Linked DNA regions of Homo sapiens: region 1 is linked to region 2. Evidence: chromatin contacts called from ENCODE Hi-C or POLR2A ChIA-PET data. All regions are on one chromosome and are shown on one strand. Each heading gives the region's core, a stretch centred on a gene start or an enhancer-like site at or near the end of the contact. The rest is flanking DNA. Distances are from core to core; before and after follow the strand shown.

Region 1 (2,825 bases), core at 1-2,500, 390 kb before region 2:
ATTAATCCATCAATTTTTGATTTGGTATTCAGGAAGCGAATGTAGACCATGATGTATTATTTATTCAGCATAGATTCCAGACAGCCAGTTCCTTAGAAATCCATGTCATAATACCATATTATTAGTTTGGGAATAAAGAGGGGAGTAGGAATGGGTTTTAGAAAGATCAGAATTCAATTTTAAATGATGCAGAGTTGTTTTAAAATTATATGTCAATACAGTGCAACTTTACAATGAGCAGAAGGCATGGCCTCCTGCTGTAGCAACCTGGAAAACACTTCACTCTCTACTTTAAGTTGTAGCTCAACCTACTGTTTCATACGCTCTCAGAATGCAAGATTAATTCACAGTCGATTAAAAATCACTGAGCACTACTCAACAAAGCACATCAATAATTTTACTAATTGTTCAAATCATTAATCCTAAAGGAGCTCATCATGATAGCTCCACTAAAAACAGACCTTCTACAACAGCGAAGCCAGCTGTTAACCATTACTCTTACCCTTGTCCTGACCCAAAATCATCTCTTCTGTCTTCACCTGCCTTGGAAATGCAACATCTCCACTGAATATTTGATTCAGACTTGGCTCTTTAAGAACAATTTCTGTGCAATAAGTAGCACAATACAGGGATAGGAAAACAGGTTTATCCTACTAACTTGATTTGAGCAAATGATTTAACTTCTATGGAAGCCAGTCTCCTCATTTGTAAAATGAAGAGCAGTGGTGAAGGATGTAGTTATATAATGCAGGTAAAGTGCAAAGCCCCAAACCCAGCATGTATCAGGGACTTAACCTCATCCATTTGTTCACCAATATTTACTCTGATATTTATTCATCCCTCTGCTGTAATTACTGTGCTAGACACTGAGGATGCAGCAGTGAATCAGGCAAGCATCCTCCCCTCATGGAGCTTACAGTCTTTTGGGGTATACAAGCAGTAAATATGATTACTGTAAATAAACTGCTATGAAGAAAATATGCCAGGGGTATGCTAGTAACTGAGGAGATGTGGCCTGCATTGAACAGCATGGTTTTGGGGAAGGTGATCTGAGCCGAGACCTCTCAAAGATAAAATGCCCCTTTCTAGTGAAAAGTTGGGGAATGGGCAAGCCAGGCAGAGAGAATAAAAAGTGCAGAGGCTTAAAGACAGGAGAAACATGTGGTAGCCCAGGAGCAGAAGGAGGCTGAGTGGCTACAGTGTTATGAGAGAGTAAGCCAGGAGCGCCTGTGGGAATTGGCACCAGAGAGGTCCTCAGAAGCCAGGTCTTCAAGGTCATGGACACATGGGAAGGAGGGATTTGGAATTTACTGCAAGAACAATAGGCAGGGTTTCAAGAAGCCAGGGTCAGTTATGGGCTGACTTGCAGTCTTCAATGTGGAAAATGTTTTGCTATTGGCAAAGTGGCAAGGGGGAGGCCAGTTAGGACACTATTGCAATAGGCAAGGCAAGAGATGAGAAAGGATTGAATGGGGGTAAGAGCAGAGAGAAGTGCGCAAGATCCAGTGCATGTGCTGAGGGAAGACCGGCAGGACTTGCGTAGTTAGATGTCTGGGGAAGAAAGGATTCAGGATGACTCCCGTATTTTATATGTCCGTAGTTTGCTCTCCATTATGATAACATCTCGGGCTCTTTACTTTTCATGCCCTGCTTCAGGATCTTCGCACCTGATATTTCCTCTGCACACAATACTCCTCTAGATGTTGGCATTTCCTTCGATATCTTCTCAAATGTCTCCTAATCATCCTATAAAACAGCACCAACCCTCTATCCCAATCACTCTCCTTGCCTTATTCATCTTCAGAGCATGTAACTACTTGACATTGGTTGATTTGTCTGTAATTGTCTGATTCCCACAGCAGAAATTTCAGCTCCGTGACAGCAAAGGTTTTGTCTGTCTGTTCACTGTTACAGCCCCATAACCTAAAACCATGTGTGGCATATATGTCTTGAATGAATTAATGAGAATACAAGTGAATGAATGAAATGCTTTGTTGCTATAGATCTTGTCTATAGATGACTACCTTTCTGGTCAAGGCTTTGGACATCTCTTCAGTCATCAGACAGAGTATCTCTGCTCTAGACCTCGCTGGAGTTCAAGCTTGAATTATTATATGCAAGTTAATTTTACAAGCCTGGATGAGGCTACTGAAAACTGGAAAAAAGCTACGAGACTGTAACAACCCTTCATTCTTTTTCATTTCCAAAGCTCTCTCCCCATCTCAAGCTAGAAAATAGTGTAACCAGACTACACAATGGAACCACTCCTAAAAAAATTAATATTAGCCTCTCAGCTTTTATCTAAATGTACCACAGTTTAAGAGCCTTGTAAAATTTGTTCCACAACTTTACTATAGGAAACCTTATTATAGAAGGGACACCACAGAACTCAATGGCCCACACATCAAAGTCCTCGAGTTTAGGACTGAAGAAAAGTCTGCTTTTGTAGAAAATGTGTATGCTTCATGTTCTCTTTTACCAGACAATGAGAATAACTCATACTGATTCCTCATTTTTCCTTGACTTCCAGGAATGTCTGTGATAAATTCAGGGGACAATTGCGAGAATTATCCTCAGCCATAAGTCCCTCACATGGTTATCACCTGTCCATTATGTATCTTTTTGTCCTTCATTTTAACATTTCTTTTATACATGGATCTTAAAGCTGCCTGAAATTCTTTCTGAAGGTAGATGGTTACATAATAAGTGACAGGGAACCATGAACTTGGATGGTTTATAAAGAACCTAGATTCCGGACCTGCCTCTTTAGCAACAGCTGGATGACCACTTCAGTCATTTATACCTCAGTGCCCACTTTTAACATC
Region 2 (2,700 bases), core at 176-2,675:
GACTGGAACTGTACCATGGGCTCTCCTTGGTCTCTAGCTTGTTGACTACAGATCCTGGGACTTCTCAGCCTCCATAACCCCATGGGCTAATTCCTTAAAATAAATCTCCTATTTATTCTGTTTCTTTGAAGAATCCAGTCTAATACAATCACTTACTCAAAATCCTGAGCCTCTGTCACCCCTCTTTTCCTTTTAAGCTTCTGATTTAATTTTCCAAGTTTATTATTTAAATGGCAGTAGCCCTGTGACACAGATACACAGCTATATGAAAAAGGAACAAAATTCTCATGTTTTGCTTCAGGAATAAAACTTTAAAGATAAAGGTAGGCTTAAGATATAAGCCCAAACATGTACTGAAAAATGTTTAATAAATGTATTGCTGAACTAATTTTAATTGTCATATTACTATTTTGAAATAAATAAAACCAATATTTCATTTAACTACAATTTGATTCTGAATAAGCAATCCCAAATCCAAAAATTAAGTTTTAGAACTTTTCCTAATCTAAGCTGAGCCTGATTAATATTTACAAAAAAAAATTATTAAAAGAAAACATAATATCATTAGATAATTTTAACTACACATGAACAAAGGATAGAAGGCTCAAGGTACTAGAGAAAATTCACTGCAGATGTTTCATATAGAAAGTACATTTATTGCATGTTTTAATATTTACATGCCTTTACATAACTCAAACACACATCAGATGTGTAATTAGGAAAATATATGAGGAATAACTCATCCATCTAAAACCTGATCAATGTATCCAGAGACCTGCAATAATTTTAAAATCATCAGTTTGTATATATATATATATTTTTGAGACGGAGTTTTTTGCTCGTCACCCAGGCTGGAGTGCAGTGGTACGATCTTTGGCTTACTGCAACCTCTGCCTCCCAGGTTCAAGTGATTCTCCTGCCTCAGTCTCCCAAGTAGCTGGGATTACAAGCACAGGCCACCATGCCCGGTTAATTTTTATATTTTTAGTAGAGACAGGGTTTTGCCATGTTGGCCTGGCTGGTCTCAAACTCCTGACCTCAGGTGATTTGCCTGCCTTGGCCTCCCAGAAGTGCTGAGATTACAGGCATGAGCGAGCCACTGTGCCCAGCCATCAGTTTGTATTTTAAGGCAGAATTACTTGAAATTTAGTCAATAGGCTGCCTAGAATCAGGTCAATTGAAAAGGAAGCTATTTTGAGTTTTTAACAACAAAAAATTATTTGGCTTTCATTTTATACATCAAGGTGGCAGAATACAATTTTGTCACATCATTTGAAAAAAACATTCTTTTACTAGAATCTAACAAAGTATCAGTCTCAAGACTAAAGTTAAAAAGCAATCGACAGAAGTCTATACCTGAAAGGCCTGAATTCTCTATTTAATGACGACAAGGCAATTAGATGAGGGCATTCATCTTCATACTCGTCAGAGCCAGCAGGGACTCCTCCTTGAACTCTCTGACCATCTTGCCTGTTGTAATTTTCAGTTCTGTTTTTCTCCTCAGAAAATTCAGTTACAGAGTTGTTTTCAACAACCTGCCCTTTTATTTCTTCTAAAGCTTGATTGAATTCAGTCATTTCAAAACTCCGTGCATCAGCACTCTCTTCTGATAAACTGTCTTCCTTTATTTGTTCAGGGTCTCCAGATGATCTGCAATAGCAGCCCTCTGATTCTTCTAGACAGTTCCGTTCACTTTCATTTTCTGACCCGTAAACCTCTGCTTTTTCTGCCACTTCTCCATCTGAAAATGAGAATTCAGATCCCTCTTTTGTTTCAATATTTTTATCATCTGGACCTAATGGATGAAGCAGTTCATCATCTGCCTGCATTTCCTTTGTGTAGCCACTGGCAGAAACCTCCACATCAAGAGTGTCTTCTCTCCTAGAAAAAAAAGGCGTCAAGCATAGAAAGAGAGAAAAAATGTTTATCTAAGAGGAGCAAATATCTACTACTCTGATAAATTATGATTCAAGTGAGTTTAATAGCTTATATGTTAAAAATAAATTTTCCTTCCCTAAAATGTAATATTTAAATGACACAGGTAAACAAATATGAAAGGTATATGCTGGCTGTCATTTTAAGAATAAAATAACTGAAAAGCAACAATATAAATAAAAAGGTTATAAAAACCTCAGCTTATGTTTATTAACTTTGTAAATTAACTTTCAAAGGGGGCTAAGGATTTCCTTCAGATTATGTGACTCATCCCAGATCAGAAAATATCTTAAGTGTATAAAATAAATATGAGAAAACTGAGCTTTGAGAATGCACATGATAGTTATGTTTTGAGAATCAATTAAAGATACCTCCTGGTCCTTGATAAAGGAAAAACACAAATTTCAATGAATGTTTGGTGTTATTCCTTATGAATGAGTTACTCAAATAGCATCCAAAATAGAATAAAAGTTCTTGAATTTATAAGAATCTAGATATGTCCGCTTCCTAAAATTCAGTAACAGTGCCTTAATGGACCAAATGCAGGTATTTTCAAGTTTTTAAGTTTCAGTTATGTACTACAGAGCAATGACATCTAACAGTGATTACGTGTCAAAATTTGGAAAGTTTTTTAGATGAAAATGTTAATTTTTAGAAATACACAGACCAGATATTTAAACTGTTCTATTATGTAAAGCAATGGGGAGTACAAACCTGATATCCTTAAAAGTTGGAAAAAGCTCACTTTCGTAGCTGAAACGTTTC

Evidence for each region. Hi-C counts contacts between places; a loop is a spot of excess contacts on that map. ChIA-PET counts read pairs that join two places held with the same protein, here RNA polymerase II (POLR2A). Pooled maps may share reads with other maps.
Region 1: a loop to region 2 is called in a map of right cardiac atrium, with 4 times the contacts of the local background. The contact joins two enhancer-like sites. A Hi-C loop is called at or near these places in 14 of 168 maps with a recorded cell type or tissue (Calu3, DLD1, Right ventricle myocardium superior and 9 more), 1 of 37 single-sample maps with no recorded cell type and 9 of 50 pooled maps. POLR2A ChIA-PET finds 5 or more read pairs at or near these places in 4 of 52 experiments (B cell, activated CD8-positive, alpha-beta memory T cell and activated naive CD4-positive, alpha-beta T cell).

Annotation. Positions count from the first base shown.
Region 1 is chr5:96,777,319-96,780,143 of GRCh38, forward strand. All of the region lies in intron 18 of ERAP1 (endoplasmic reticulum aminopeptidase 1), which reads right to left. Among named protein-coding and RNA genes, the nearest start is that of ERAP1, 29 kb to the right of the region's middle. Within about 2 kb of position 1,251, at least 3 of the 41 ENCODE cell types and tissues checked have a DNase peak (open chromatin) inside an H3K27ac peak, as active enhancers do.
Region 2 is chr5:97,166,111-97,168,810 of GRCh38, forward strand. RIOK2 (RIO kinase 2) reads right to left here. Exons shown (of 10, transcript NM_018343.3): 7 at 2,650-2,700; 8 at 1,357-1,881. Among named protein-coding and RNA genes, the nearest start is that of RIOK2, 16 kb to the right of the region's middle. Within about 2 kb of position 1,426, at least 2 of the 41 ENCODE cell types and tissues checked have a DNase peak (open chromatin) inside an H3K27ac peak, as active enhancers do.